Regions from separate parts of the Homo sapiens genome. Here region 1 is linked to region 2. Evidence: read pairs that join two places in POLR2A ChIA-PET (ENCODE). Cell type or tissue: OCI-LY7. All regions are shown on one strand.

Region 1 (8,000 bases), 270 kb before region 2:
GCTCAGGCTGGCCTCGAACTCCTGGACTCAAGCAATTCGCCCACCTTGACCTCCCAAAGTGCTGAGATTACAGGTGTGAGCTACCATGCCTGGCGAATTTTAAAAAATTTTGGTAGAGACAGAGTCCCACTGGTGAGCCATGATCGCACCACTGCACTCCAGCCTGGGCTCAAGCAATCCTCCCACCTCGGCTTCCCTGAGTGCTGGGATTACAGGTGTGAGCCACCACGCCCGGCCTGTTAAAATCTTTGTAAACTATAGGCTCCCCTTCATTTTTTTGATTGCACGTTATTTGTTGAAGAAATCAACTTGCTTGCCTGCTAGTTTCCCACTGTCTGCATTTTGCTGACTACATCCCCCTGGTGTAGTTTTCTGTGAGAATTTTTAGTGCAGGAAGCTGACCTAGACCAAGGTTCAGTGGTGATGTGAAGGATGAAGAGTTGCCTGGTGGAGGAAGATCAGAAAAGGGTAGAGTGTTCAGAGGCCTCTGGCCGGGAGTGTAAGATCCTGAGGCGTAGCAGAGCCGAATTGGACCCTTGTTAGTACAGGGTAGGGGGGCTGAGGGTAGTTGAAGATGAGATTGGAAAAATCTGTGGGGACCAGATCAGCACCTGGTTGGCTGTGGGGAGGGGCTGAAATTTGATGGTAGAGCAAGGAGGCTACCGCTGGAGGATTAGCAGGTGACTCTGATGATTTGATTTGAGATTGGAAAAACACCACTGGGTTACTGAATAGGAAATGACTGGAGGAGGCCGAAAGTGGATGCAGGGAGGCCAGGTCAGAGGCTGCTGAGGCCACCACGCTGCCAGAGGTGATAGTGTCATGGCCTGAGCAGGTGACATGCAATGCATCTTCAAAGCAGCCCCATTTTACAGATGAGAAAACGGAGGCTTGGCCAGACGCGGTGGCTCAAGCCTGTAATTCCAGCACTTTGGGAGGCCAAGACGGCCGGATCACTTGAGGTCAGGAGTTCAAGACCAGCCTGGCCAACATGGAGAAACCCCATCTCTACTAAAAATACAAAAAAAAATTAGCCGGGCATGGTGGTGCATGCTTGTAGTCCCAGCTACTTGGGAGGCTGATGCAGGAGAATCTCTTGAACCTAGGAGGTGGAGGTTGCAGTGACCAGAGATCGCACCATTGCACTCCAGCCTGGGCAAAAGAGTGAAACTCCGTCTACAAACAACAACAACAAAACACGGAGGCTCAGAGAGATGAAGTGGCTTGCCCAAGGCCTGGGTAGTGTGTCTGGCAATGGCAGGCAGCTGGAGCCGCAGTCATCAGATCTTGCAATTGACATGGGTACTTTCCCTCTGTTCTCCCAGGTGCTTCGGGGCGTGGCAGCAGTTCGTGCAAAGAGGGTCCCGGTACCGAGACCACCTGGCTGACCGCCGGACGGGGACCCTGAGGAAATGCCTGGAACAGTGGGTGCGGATGAAGCAGCTCCGGGAATCAGATGGGGCAAAGGTGACCCAGCTGTCCCTCTGCCGGCAGAAAGCAGGTGAGCTAGTGTTGGCTTCCGCCCCAGCAAACCGTGTCACTTAAGCCCCTTCTTCAGTGGTCCCCAGTTGAATATGTGAATTCTTGTGGGAGGTGATAGAACTGGGGCTTTCTAGGAGGGCAGCCTGTAGGCCTGGGAGGGTGCAGGAGGGGTCCCAGAGTGGGCAGGCCCCAGCTGAGCCACATCCCTATGTCCCATTATGAGCTGCTGTGGGTGACAGACTTGGTTCTGCTCCTCCCACTGCAGGCTTTCTCAGTGCTGGTATCCTAGATCCTGCCCAGAAGGGATGTGGGCCCTGCTCTTGGGAAGCTCCTGGTGTGATGGGGGACACACAGCCCTAATCCCCACCCCAAAACTTAACTGGGGGCCCGGTGTAGTGGCTCACGCCTGTAATCCCACACTTTGGGAGGCCGAGGAGAGTGGATCACCTGAGGTCAGGAGTTCCAGACCAGCCTGGCCAACGTGGTGAAACCCTGTGTCTACTAAAAATACAAAACTTAGCCGGGTGTGGTGGCGCATGCCTGTAATTCCAGCTACTCGGGAGGCTGAGGCACAAGGATCGCTTGAACCCAGGAGGCTGAGGTTGCAGTGAGCTGAGATCGTGCCATTGCATTCCAGCCTGGGCGACAAGGGCAAAATTCTGTCTCAAAGAAACAAAAAACAAAAAACAAAAAAACACTTAACTGGGGAAGATGGGATCTTTGAGGTGACCTGGAGGGGAGGGCTTGGAAGCGGTGGGACGGGACAAGAGGGGAGAGCTCCCAAGAGGGGCCTGAGGCAGCAGCTATCAATGGCTGTGGGCAGAGTGAGGTCAGTGGGGAGGCAGCTGACTGGACTCTTGACGGTTTCTCAGGACGTGAGGCTGTCTACACCGCAGGCCCTGGAGCCTGTGGCCTGGGTGCAGTGGGCCAGGCCCAGGGGCAGCAGGAGCAAGGCCGGGGCTCCCTGCAGGATGCCTGCTGGACACTGGCCCTCTGCTGGGCGCTGCTGCTGTGGAAGATGCGGCTTTTCCAGCGCCAGTGGGCCAAGTAGGTGTCCTCGAGCTTGTGACCTGGGGTTGGGCCTGGGGGCTGTGGGGTGGGCACGTGAGCAGTGCTCAGCACCAGGAGGAATGCGGGAGGAATATCCCATAGGGCAGTAACTGCATCCCACTCCTCCCCGTGGCCCTGCACAGGGCCTGGCACACTGCGGTGCCCAGCCAATGTCAGGCCCTGGGAGGTGGCCTAGGGACACTGGAACAGTGATTGAGCAGAGGGCCACTGGGGGCCAGGGGGCTGCCAGAGACACAGACATGGAGCTCTACAGGGGTGGCCGGAACCCTAGTGAATGCCCGTCTCCCTGCCAAGTGTAAGTCCCTGGTGGCAGGAACCATGTCTGTCTCGCCGTCACCGCTGGCTCCCAGCTCCCTGCAGGTGCCTGGCATGTTGCAGGCACAGAATAAATACTGTAAAGGAACAAGGGCAGGAGCCAGGGATCAAGCTTTTATCTCCTCTCCCATTGGCCTCATTACACAACTAGAGAAACTGAGGCTCAGAGGGCTGGAGCAGCTTGCTGTAAATCCCAGTGGGAGTCAGGAGCAAGAAGGTCCTGTGTTGAGACCTGGGTGCTGCCCCCACACAAGATGGTCACTGATGGAATTCGGAGCCCAGAAGAAGGCTGTAGGTGAGGGGAGGGTGGCGATCAGGAGAAGCCAGCTTCCCGGAGGGGATGTCAGGAGGAATGGAAGCGAGCAGTTGCAGGGTTAAGAATTCTGTCCTTGGCTGGGCGTGGTGGCTCACACCTGTAATCCCAGCACTTTAAGAGGCCGAGGCCAGTGGATCACCTGAGGTCAGGAGTTTGAGACCAGCCTGGTCAACATGGCGAAACCCCATCTCTATTAAAAATACAAAAGTTAGCCAGGCGTGGTGGTGCTCGCCTGTAATCCCAGCTACTTGAGAGGCTGAGGCAGAAGAATGGCTTGAACCTAGGAGGCAGAGGTTGCAGTGAGCCAAGATCATGCCACTGCACCCTGGACAACAGAGCGAGAATCCATCTCAAAAAAAAAAAAAAGGAATTCTGTCCTTGAAAGCCACACACCCACATGGTCCACATGGACCCTCAGCCTCTTTCAGTGTACCCCTGCAACTTCAGGGGAATTCAATTCACCGTGACCTTTCAGAATGTGGGGGCACTGCTCACATGCCTGCCCCACAACCCCCAGGCCCTCCCTCTCCAGCCCATCCTCTGGCCTTTGGACTTCAGGGCACAGTTCATATCTCCTGGCAGCTCTCCCGGGGCACCCTCCTGGGCCTAGATGAGTCCCAGGTCTGCTGCTATTTGGAGTTTGGGGAAATGATCTTCCCCTGGGCTCAGCTTTCTTATCTTTATAAGTGAGTGCAGGCAGAAGTACTGGTGTGGTTGTAGGGGTGGCCTCTGGAGTCTGGGATCCCTGAGCCTGGGGACCAGCTCCACCTCTGATCAGCTGCTTGGGCTCCCAGCCACCCCGGGAGCATGATGAGGCCAGCCAGTGAAGCAGGTGGAGCACTAGCTCGGTTAGCCAGACGTGGTGGCACGCACCTGTAATCCCAGCTGCTCGGGAGGCTGAGGCGGGAGAATCACTTGAACCCAGGAGGCAGAGGTTGCAGTGAGCTAAGATTGTCCCACTGCACTCCAGCCTGGGTCACAGAGCCAGACCCTGTCTCAAAAAAAAAAAAAAAAAAAAAAAAGCATCAGCCCAGTCAGCCCAGTCTCAGCTGCTCACTGAGGTCACTCAGAGAACCCCAGAAAAAGTCTGGAAGCCCAGACTGTACCCTGACCATTAAGTCAGAATCTAGCAGAATCTAGGGTGGGACCCTGGTGGGCATCGGTACCTCTTGAAGCCCCCAGTGATTCCAGCATGCAGCCGCTGTGGGGGGCAGCAGCGTGGAACGCTAGCCCAGCGTCTGGCCTGTGGCGAGCACCCTTTCAGCCCATCTCTTTCACAGCGGCCAGGGTAGGGTAGCCCCTGCTTGGCCACCCTGCACAGCCTGAGGGTGAGGCTGGGTGGGTCACTCACCTGCCCCTTCTCTAGCTCCTTCTTCCAGGGCCTGCAGCAGCGGATGCTGCAGCGCAGCCTGAGATGGTGGCACTTGAGGGCACTGGGCCCAGATGCCACATCAAGCTGCACCAAGACCCCCTCGGCTCTGGAGCCACTGAGCAGCAGCACACTCCAAGACTCTCTGGAGAAGGTGAGAGGTAGGAGGGTGGGGAGGGGCTGGGGCAGGTAGGGGTGGATGGGTGGAGATTGTGGGAAGGGGACAGGGTAGGGGACCAAGGACTCCACATCTCCTTCCCCAGGTTCCCAGGGCCCCCACCCTCCCGGACACTCTCCAGGGGAGCCTTCTGTGGGCAGCTGGGCAGCGGCAGCAGGGGCAGTGCCTTCTGCTCTGGCAGGCACGGGCCCAGCAGTTCCAGGGCACAGCCAGGTGGTACCAGCATACCCGCCAGAGGCGGTAGGGATCCCTCCCCATCCGCCCGCCACTCTATGGACTTACTGTTTCCCGGCCCCTTCTCCCTTCCACCCTTGGCCTTCACAGCAGCAGCCCCTTGGGGTCTGCACCTCAGGGGGCTTCAGTTCCTCCTGTCTTCCTGCCCCGTCCTACTGAGAGGGTGTCGGGGAGTGGTGAGGCACTCTACAGAGTCACTGTTCCTCTTGGAGATTTTGCAGCTGAGGTTCCTTCATTTATTCATTTATAGCACAATGCATAAGAGTTGGTCTCCCTGGGTTCTAATCCCAGCTTTGCCCCTCATTGGCTGTGTGATCTTGGGCAAGTTGCATAACTTCTCTGTGCCCTATTTGCCTATCTGTAAAATGGGGTTAATAGTACTGGCTCCAGTGGGGCAATGGCGAGGCACGGCACATACATTCCCCAATGCCGTGTGTGGCACGTTGTGAGTGCTCAGTCCATAGCAATGTTTATGGCTAGTGGTTGAGCACAGGACTTGGCAGTGGGGGTCTAGAATCCCACCCTATCCCCACCACTCATCATCGTGACCCTGGGAGAGGTGCTTGGCCCCTCCAGTCCCCAGCAACCCACCCTCCCATAATGGAAACAGAAGAGTCACCCAGAGCCTCCTGCTGCTGGGGAGAGGAAGAGAAAGGAGGGTGGGGCAGGGCTGGCCTGGGATTTGGGGGACAGTGGCCATCCTCAGGGTGGACCCTCCCTTTCCCAGCATCTTCCTCAGCTGGAGCCGCTGGGCAACAGCCCAATGGGCCTGGAGAGAGCTGGCTTCCCACCGGGCCTGGGATCGGACCTGCAGGGCTGTGCTGGGCCTGTGGCGTCAGCGGCTGCTGCAGTCACGGCTGGTGGAGTGGTGGGCCCAGGAGCGGGGCTGGCGGCTGGCACGAGATGCCCTATGCCACTGGCACTCCTGTTGGCAGGGTGAGTGGAGACTTGGTCGGGGGCACTGCGGGTGAGGGCAGGGCCAGGGTCTGTCTGAGACCCAGACTGCAGCCCTGGCCAACAACTTGACTGTAACCGCATGGGAGAACTTGAGGCAGAGGCTAAGCTACATCTGGACTCCTGACCCATAGAAACTGTGAGATAACAAACATCTGTGGTTTAAAACTAATAAGTACTTGGGTAATTTGTTACACAGCCATAGCTAACAAATGCAGTTGATCAGAGAGGTCCGCTGAGCTGTGACACTGACCTAGCTGGGTTCAAAGAAAACAGGCTGACCAACTCTTACACATTGTGCTATGAATGAGCAAATGAATAGACCTCAGCTGTGAAATTTCCAAGAGGGACAGTGACTCTGCAGAGTGCCTCACCACCCCCCATACCCTCCCATCCCGTAGCAAATTCTGGTGATGAGACCCCCACAGGGCACACCCAGGAGTCAGGTGGCAGAGCAGAACCTGGGGGCTTGGACTCTGTAGTCTTGAGTTTGAATCCCTGCTCTTCCATACCCTGACTGTGTGAAACTTAAACAACCTAGTTAACCTCCCTGAGTCTCAGCTTACACATCTGTAAAATGGGGATAATGTAGTCCCTATGTCATCACCTTTATCTTCATCCTTATCCTCACCTGGCCTCTAGGAGTCACTGGTCGGAGCCCTGAGTTGGGAGAGAAGTGGGCAGAGTCATGGTGCCCTTAGGGGCCAGCAGAGTTAGTCAGGGAGGGTCCCAGGAGGAGGTGAGGAGGGCTCAGCGGGCAGAGCAGTGGCGAGAGAGGTTGAGGCGTGGGAAGGGGTCAGCAAAATAGGGCAGTGGGAAGGACTGGATTTGCAGAGGCTGGCTGAGGGTGCAGTGTGTTAGAAGCCCTGAGGAATGTGGCCAGTGAAGGGAGGAGGGATGGTCCCAAGGCAGGCTTGCTCTCTGGGTCTTGGCCTCTGGGCAAAAAGAGCTGTTGCATGGCCCAACCAGTCTTTTTTTTTTTTTTTTTTTTTTGAGACGATCTCGCTGTGTTGCCCAGGCATGCAGTGGTGCGATCTTGGCTCACTGCAACCTCCACCCCCTGGGTTCAAGCAATTCTCCTGCCTCAGCTCCCCTCGTAGCTGGGATTACAGGCGCCTGCCACCACACCTGGCTAATTTTTGTATTTTTAGTGGAGATGGGGTTTCACCATGTTGGCCAGGCTGGTCTCGAACTCCTGACCTCAAGTGATCAACCCGCCTCGGCCTTCCAAAGTGCTGGGATTACAAGCGTGAGCCACCGCACCCGGCCCCAACCAGTCTCTTTATAACCTGATATCAGAAGTGACATCCCATTGCTTCTGCCAAATTCTGTCTGTTAAAAGCAAATTAGTAAACCCAGCCTGTATTCAAGGCGGGGCATTGCCCAGGACACGAACACAGGATGCTGTCTTGGAGGCTGCCCACTACACCGACATATCGCATTAATGAGCTGGCAGGCAGGGCTGTGGTGGTTCTAGAAAGTCATGTCCTGTCCGCTGGAGACAGCTGCTTATGCAGCCCAATCATTCCCCGGCAGGAACACTGAGCCAGTGTTTCCAGAACTTCTAGTTTTTACAGAAAAATTGAAAATTAGATTTTTGGGCCGGGCGCAGTGGCTCACGCCTGTAATCCCAGCAATTTGGGAGGCCCGGACTGGCGGATCACGAGGTCAGGAGATCGAGACCATCTTGGCTAACATGGTGAAACCCCGTCTCTACTAAAAATACACAAAATTAGCCAGGCGTGGTAGTGTGCGCCTGTAGTCCCAGCTACTCGGGAGGCTGAGGCAGGAGAATGGCATGAATCCAGGAGGCAGAGGTTGCAGTGAGCTGAGATTGGGCCACTGCACTCCAGCCTGGGTGACGGAGTAAGACTCCGTCTCAAAAAAAAAAAAAAATAGAAAATTAGATTTTTACCTGAATTCTCCAGATTTGAAAATACTGTGGCAAAATTAACAAACAAAAACAAACCCAACAACTCTATGAGCTGGGCTGGCCTGGTCACCAGCAGGACACCCATAATAGAGGCTTTTTAACCCAGACAGTCAGGGTGGCCTCCTCTGTTCCCACCTGGTAGGGGGCG
Region 2 (8,000 bases):
AGGAGACCCTCCACCCGGCAGCCGCCCCGTCTGAGAAGTGAGGAGCCCCTCCGCCCGGCAGCCACCCCGTCTGGGAAGTGAGGAGCCTCTCCGCCCGGCAGCCACCCCGTCCGGGAGAGAGGTGGGGGGGTCAGCCCCCAGCCAGGCCAGCCGCCCCGTCCGGGAGGGAGGTGGGGGGTCAGCCCCCCGCCCGGCCAGCCGCCCCGTCCGGGAGGTGAGGGGCGCCTCTGCCCGGCCGCCCCTACTGGGAAGTGAGGAGCCCCTCTGCCAGGCCACCACCCCGTCTGGGAGGTGTACCCAACAGCTCATTGAGAACGGGCCATGATGACAATGGCGGTTTTGTGGAATGGAAAGGGGGGAAAGGTGGGGAAAAGATTGAGAAATCGGAAAAAAAAAAAAAAAAAAAAGGTAGGGTAATGATCTCAAAATGAGAGCATCCTGGTTTAGGGAGGGCTTTAAATCCAATAATAGGTGTCTTATAAGATACAGAAAAGGACACACCACAGAGACACAAAGAATTAGGGAACATGGGCCAGGAGTGGTGGCTCACACCTGTAATCCCAGCACTTTGGGAGGCTGAGGTGGGCGGATCACCTGAGGTCAGGAGTTTGAGTCCAGCCTGGCCAACATGGTAAAACCCCGTCTCTACTAAAAATACAAAAAAAAAAAAAATTAGCCAGGTGGTGCGTGCCTGTAATCCCAGCTACTCGGGAGGCTGAGGCAGGAGAATCACTTGAACCCGGGTGGCAGAGGTTGCAGTGAGCCGAGATCACGCCACTGCACTCCAGCCTGGGCAACAGAGCAAGGCGCTATCTCACTGAAAAAAAAAAAAAAGCAAGCAGGGAACATGATGACAGGGGCAGAGAGGACTGATGAAGGATGGCAGGCAGCTGCTAGAAGCCAGGGGAGAGGCATAGGAGGGACAGATTTTCTGTCAGAGCTTCCAGAAGGAAGCAACCCTGCCAACACCTTGATCTTGGACTTCCGGTCTCCAGAACTAGAGGCTAGAAGTTTCAATTGTTTTAATCATACCGTTTGTGAGCAGTTACTACAGTGGCCCTAAGAAATGAACACAGACTGGGCGTGGTACCTCATGCCTGTAATCCTAGCACTCTGGGAGGCCGAGGTGGGTGGATCACTTGAGGTCAGGAGTTTGAGACCAGTCTGGCTAACATGGTGAAACCCCGTCTCTACTGAAAATACAAAAATTAGCCGGTGTAATGGCATGCACCTGAAATCTCACTTACTCGGGAGGCTGGGGCACGAGAGTCGCTTGAACCTGGGAGGCAGAGGTTGCAGTGAGCTGAGATCACGCCACTGCACTCCAACCTGGGTGACAGAGCGAGACTCTGACTCAAAAAAAAAAAAAAGAAATGAATACAGTTCACAGTTGCCTGGATGAATGATGAATGAGATGCTGGGGTGGCCACGTGACGGCTGTTTGCTCACGGTCAAGTCCACAGTTTAGCTCTTAGCTTCAGTTGGGAATTAATTTTCTGGGGCAAGCAGAAACCTCAGTGTCCTGGGCTGAACTGTGTCCCTCCCCAAATTCACATTTGGAAGTCCTAACCTCCAGTACTTCAGAATGCAACAGTCCTTTGAGATAGTCTTTAAAGAGGCAATTAAGTTAAAACAAGGCCTTTCAGGTGGACCCTAATCCAATACGACTGGTGTCCTTACAAAAAGGGGAAATTTGGCCACAGACCTGTGCACGTACAGAGGAAAGTCCAGGTGAGAACGCAGCGACAACATGGCCACCCGTGAGCCAAGGAGAGAGGTCTTGAAAAAACCCAGCCCTGCTGACGCCTCAACCTTCACCTCCAGAAGTGCGAGGAAGCTAATTTCTGTGGCTTAAGCCACCCCATTTGCGGGACTTTATGGCAGCCTGAGCAGACTAACACGCTCATCATGCCAGAAAATTCCTTGTTGGGCTTGAGGTGGAGTGGGGGGAAGGAAACTCATCCCTGGCCCTCCATCCTGAGATTCCTGAACTCCAAAGCTCCCCGCTGCTTGACCTCAGTGCTCCAAGCTGTAAATGCAGGTTTGTCTTACCGGCCAAAGCAGCCTCTCAAGATGACACGTTGGGGAGATGAGGTCTCCCATAGATGGGAGGGGTGGACAGCAGGCAGTACCCCCAACCCTCTGCCCTGGTCACCGACAAGCTGAGACAGCCTCATGGCCCTTGGTGTCTGGCCACTCCGGCATCTGATGTATCTTGGGGTTTTATAATCCTGGGGGTTCATCTGTCCTAGGTGTACTAAATTCGGGAGCTCATGGCTTGCAGGCATCACTTATGGTAGTAAGAGGAAGATTTTTCTTTCTATTTTTTTTTTATTTGAGATGGAGTCTTGCTCTGTCACGCAGGCTGGATTGCAGTGGCGCGATCTCGGCTCACTGCAGCCTCCACCTCGCAGGCTCACGTGATTCTTGTGCCTCAGCCTCTCAAGTAGCTGGGATTACAGGCACGTGCCACCACGTCTGGCTAATTTTTATGCTTTTAGTAGAGACGGGATTTCACCATATTGGCCAGGCTGTTCTCAAACTCCTGGCCTCAGGTGATCCACCCACCTCTGCCTCCCAAAGTGCAGGGATTACAGGCGTGAACCACTGTGCCCGGCCAGTAAGAGGAAGATTTAGATAGTGCGTATCATGTGCCATGCACTATTCTTATTTTATTTATTTTATTTTTTGAGATGGAGTCTTGCTCTGTCCCCTAGTCTGGAGTGCAATCGCGCGATCTCGGCTCACTGCAACCTCTGCCTCCTGGGTTCAAGTGATTCTCCTGCCTCAGCATCCTGAGTAGCTGGGACTACAGTCACGTGCCACCACACCTGGCTGATTTTTTGTATTTTTAGTAGAGACGGGGTTTCACCGTATTAGCCAGGATGGTCTTGATTTCCTGACCATGTGATCTGCCCACCTCAGCCTCCCAAAGTGCTGTGATTAGAGGCATGAGCCACTGTGCCCGGCCCCACCATGCACTATTCTAAGAGCTCCATATCTCTTACTCTTCGAGTTCTCAAAACCATCCTGTAAGGTAAGGTTATTATCCCCAGTTTAGAGATGGGGCATTTGAGGCACAGAGAGGTTAACTGACCTGTCTCGGGCCACACAGCTATCAAGGGACCAAGCCAGGATTCGAACTCAGACCACCCTGAACTCCAGAGTCCGTCCTTTTGAGCTGCATCACATGCCCCTTGGTAGACATCTGTGCTGACATTTCTCTCCTCCTCTGCTGGCATTGGGTGGACTCCTATTTTCCTCGGGAGGCAGCTTAGCCAGGAGGAGTGGCAAAGCCTGGATTGGGCTGAGTGAGCCCCTATGTGGCCCCGCACTACATAACCTGACACTGAGCTCTGGGCCTTCCTTCCCTTCCTCCCTGGCTGACAGGGGTTAGAGGTGGGGTCGCTGCCCCACTTGCTGTGAAGTTGGGGGAAGGGGATCATAATGCTTTGCTGATCACACACCCTGGCACACTTGCATACACACACACCCTTACACACACAGCCTTGAGCACACACCTACCCACCCACATGCACACACCCACACCCACACACCGTCACACATTTGCACACACAACCTCAAGCACGCAGAACCTCACACACACATCCTTGTGCACACACACCACGTGCATGCGCACATAATCTCAGGGGCACAAGCCCTCGCTGCTCTCACACACTCATACACTTACACACACACCCTAGACACACTTGTGTGTACACCAGCTCACACACACACCCCACTCTCATACACTTGTGGACACACAGCCTTGAGCCCACAGGTCCCTACTTTTGAGGGCACGAGCCCTCTTGCACACCCTCACACTCCCTCCCTTACACACACTCCCTCACATGTGTGCACATGCATACACACACGCACACACACACGCACACACACACATGCACACACACACATGCACACACACACGTGCTGCAGGAAGCCCTGTCATTGTCAGTGTGGCCCCAGAACTTAGTCATTTAATGACCCATTGGGCCGTGTTTCTTTCATGGAAGCCAACACTTGGCTTTTTCTTTACCGAGATCTTCTCACTCAGTTTCTCTCAGTCTCACTTTTCATTTTGACTGGCAAGGAGTTTTTTTCAATCTCTTGTGGTTTTAACAGCACCAGCGGCTACAGCTCAAACCTCAAGCATCCAGGGCCACCGCCTGCCTCTCCGATCGGTCTGTTCTGGCTGGGAGAAGCCCAGGGCTTCCCTGCTTGTCAGCCCGGCCGCTTGCCCAGCAGTTTGTGAGATGGAAGGTGGAGAGAAAGAACTGTGGGGGTGAGAAGTGACGTCACCATAGGGGCTGGGGTTGTGGACAGGCCCCCATCAACCCTCTCCCGCCACCCCCAGAGCACCAATGCGTCATCTTGGAGTTTCTTTAGTGCTTAGGCAGATGAATTCTGACGTGACAGCTGGGAACCCCTGCGGGGGAAGTTGGGGTCAACAGCTGATCCCAGAGGCTCCCGGGGGCACTGACACCTGGGAGCCCCAGCTGTGTTGCCCCTTTTCCAGCCATCAGGTTTGGGGGGCTCCAAGCTGGCATTTATACCCACTGCCTGCAGCCGTGTGAAGTCTTTCAGACTGAGTTCAAGTCTTGTTTCACCATTGTCAGCAGAGTCACTCAGCAAGGTGCTCTGTCCCCTCCCGTGGAAAAGAGGGTGACCCAGAGGTACACAGATTGTTAGATAGGTCCTAAGGTTTGAAAAGTCTTAGAGCATTGCCAGGTATGGTGGCTCACACCTGTAATCCCAGCACTTTGGGATGCTGAGGTGGGCAGATCATTTGAGCCCAGGAGATGGAGACCAGCCTGCCTGGGCAACATAGGAAGACCCCCATCTCTACAGAAAATAACAAAAATTAGCCGGGCATGGTGGTGCGTGCCTGTAGTTTCAGCTACTCAGGAGGCTGAGGTGGGAGGATCAATTGAGCCAGGGAAGTTGAGGCTGCAGTGAGCTGAGATCATGTCACCTCACTCCAGCCTGGGCAACAGAGCCAGAAGCTGTCTCAAAAGAGAAAGAAAAAAAAGAAAGAAAGAAAGAAAGGAAAGAAAGAAAAAGACAAAGAAAAAAAAAAGTCTTAGAACAATTCCTGGGATGAAGCAGATTCTTCCTGCTTAGGAACCTTTCAGATCCAAATCCATGACTCCCTTCTTCCTTCCAAGTTCTCTGGAGTTGAGCCCAGGCACAGAGGACACGGTTATTCATTGAAACAGTAGGACATGTTGCTTTTTTCTTTTTTCTATGTGACTTTGGACAAGTTGCCTCACAACTCAACTTCATCTCTTTCTAAGCCTCCTTGTGGATATGGGAAATAAATGAACTCATGTGGAGAAGAGCCGTTATGGACTGAACTGTGCCTGCTTCTCCCTGCCAAGTTCATGCCCCCCAAATTCATAGGTTGAAGCCCTAACCCCCAATGAGACAGGGCCTCTTTTTGGTTTTTGTTTTCATTTTTGTTTTTGTTTTTTTAAGACGAAGTCTTTCTCTGTCATCCAGGCTGGAGTGCAGTGGCATGATCTCGGCTCACTGCAACCTCCGCCTCCCGGGTTCAAATGATTCTCCTGCCTTGACCTCCCCAGAAGCTGGGATTATAGGCACGTGCCAACAAGCCCGGCTAATGTTTGTATTTTTAGTAGAGACAGGGTTTCACCATGTTGGTCAGGGTGGTCTCAAACTCCTGACCTTGTGATCCGCCCGCCTCGGCCTCCCAAAGTGTTGGGATTACAGGCGTGAGCCACCGCGCCTGGCCAAGACAGGACCTTTAAAAAGGTAATTAAGGTTAAGCGAGGTCCTAAGGGTGGGGCTTTCAGCTAATGGGATTATCACACTCCTAAGAAGAGAAAAGGACACCAGGAATGCACACGCAGAGAAAAGGCCCCTCAAGGACATAGCAAGAAGGTGATGTCCTCAAGTCAAGGAGCGAGACCTGAGGAAAAAGCAAATCTGCTGACACCTTACTCTCAGATTCACAGCCTTGAGAATGATAAGAAAATAAATTTCTGGGCTGGGCGTGGTGGCTCACTCCTGTAATCCCAGCACTTTGGGAGGCCAAGGCGGGTGGATCACCTGAGGTCAGGAGTTTGAGACCAGCCTGGCAACATGGTAAAACCCCGTCTCTACTAAAAATACAAAAATTAGCCAGGTGTGGTGGCACATGCCTGTAATCCTAGCTACTCGGGAGGCTGAGGCAGGATAATTGCTTGAACCCGGGAGACAGAAGCTGCAGTGAGCAAAGATTGTGCCATTGCACTCCAGCCTGGGTGACAAGAGTGAGACTTTGTCTCGAAAGAAAAAAAAAAAAGGAAATAAATTTCTGTTGCTTAAGCCCTCCAACGTGTGTTGTTCTGTTATACTCAGCCCTAGTGGACTAATACAGGGACTGCTATTGCAATGGCTGGTAGGCACCTAGGAGCTGCTGATCAATGATAGCCATGATTATTGTTTGCATAGCAAACAGTCTTGGAAGCTGGAGGTAGCATCTCCCACTGGGCTAGCGAGCAAATGTATTTACTTTCCAGGACAGTAAGGACTCCCTCCCGTCCCCTAGGGAGATGGCTATTCCAGGGTGATAAAGACAATGTCTTCTCAGGACAGAGGTTGAATAGGTTTGCCAGCAGCCCCTAATGAGATTGGGGGTCTCCCATGGTGTGTGCTCAGCACCAGCCTGGGCTGGTTCCTCACCCTACGTGAAGGGATGTTAAGGGCAAGGGCAAGGGCAAGCAATGCAAATTCAGTGCTCATGCTATGTGCAGGGCTGCAGGTAGTAGACCCTCATTTTATTTTTTCTAGACAGGGTCTTGCTGTGTCACCCAGGCTGGAGGGCAGTGGTGCGATCATGGCTCACTACAGCCTCGACCTCCTGGGCTCAGGCCGTCCTCCCACCTCAGTCCCCCGAGTAGCTGGGACTACAGGAGTATGCCACCACACCCGGCTAATTTTTTTTTTTTTTTTTTGTAGAGATGAGGAGTCTCACTTTGTTGCCCAGGATGGGCAGCTCCTGGGCTCAAGGGATCTGCCCACCTTGGCCTCCCAAATTGCTGGGATTATAGGCATGAGCCACCCTGCCCGGCCAGTAGTAAACCCTTTAAATCTAGCTGGGCTCATTGTCTCCTTAGCATCTGAATCTATCAGAATGTGGCAAGCCGAACTAATTGCTTGAAAAATTATTATTATTTTGAGACTGAATCTCTCTCTATTGCCCAGGCCGGAGTGCAGTGGCACAATCTCGGCTCACTGCAACCTCTGCCTCCCAGGTTCAAGCAATTCTCCTGCCTCAGCCTCCTGATTAGCTGGGAATACAGGTGCCCACCACCACACCCAGCTAATTTTTTTATATTTTTATTAGAAACGGCGTTTCACCATGTTGGCCAGGCTGGTTTCAAACTCCTGACCTTAAGTAATCCACCTGCCTCAGCCTCCCAAAGTGCTAGGATTACAGGGGTAAGCCACCGTGCCCAGCCTATTATTATTTTTAATTTGAGATGGTTATATTCTTTTTTTTTTTTTTGAGATGGAGTCTCGCTCTGCAGTGGCGCAATCTCAGCTCACTGCAACCTCTGCCTCCTGGGTTCAAGCGATTCTCCTGCCTCAGCCTCCCGATTAGCTGGGATTACAGGCACCCACCACCACTCCCAGCTAATTTTTTTTTTTGCATTTTTAGTAGAGACGGGGTTTCACCATGTTGGCAAGGCTGGTCTCGAACTCCTGACCTTAAGTGATCAGCCCGCCTCGGCCTCCCAAAGTGCTGGGATTACAGGCGTGAACCACTGTGCCCGGCCTGCTCTATTTATTAATTCAATAAATATTTATTATGCCAAGCCCTGGTAATAAAGCATTGAGAAACTAGCATTGAGAAACTCCCTGCCCTCAGGGAGCTTGCCTTCTCAAGTCCAGAGCCTCCAGGGGGCTGCGTGAACCAGGTGCAAATACAGTGAGGCTTTGTGCTCCGGCATCTGAGGCCCAGGAGACCTGGGGGCCTGGAGGCAAAATGGTGGCCT

Evidence for each region. ChIA-PET counts read pairs that join two places held together with the same protein. Peaks named below come from ENCODE experiments on the same cell type or tissue, not always from the same donor. Only the 100,000 strongest peaks of a DNase experiment are listed, where the experiment ranks them.
Region 1: POLR2A ChIA-PET joins it to region 2 with 16 read pairs; 4 of 35 experiments call an interaction of 5 or more read pairs at or near these places.

Annotation. Positions count from the first base shown.
Region 1 is chr1:11,774,110-11,782,109 of GRCh38, forward strand. C1orf167 (chromosome 1 open reading frame 167) reads left to right here. Exons shown (of 21, transcript NM_001010881.2): 9 at 1,326-1,501; 10 at 2,355-2,529; 11 at 4,551-4,707; 12 at 4,817-4,971; 13 at 5,693-5,901. C1orf167-AS1 (C1orf167 antisense RNA 1) reads right to left here and starts at 5,510. Exons shown (of 3, transcript NR_126000.1): 1 at 5,014-5,510; 2 at 4,536-4,698; 3 at 2,968-4,175. In OCI-LY7, no CTCF peak of the experiment used is centred here; no DNase peak of the experiment used is centred here.
Region 2 is chr1:12,043,380-12,051,379 of GRCh38, forward strand. No RefSeq gene overlaps it. Among named protein-coding and RNA genes, the nearest start is that of TNFRSF8, 16 kb to the right of the region's middle. RefSeq lists enhancers at 3,432-3,491, 4,152-4,241, 4,632-4,721. In OCI-LY7, a CTCF peak has its summit at 6,368; a DNase peak (open chromatin) is centred at 952; H3K4me3 peaks cover 469 bases; H3K27ac peaks cover 796 bases.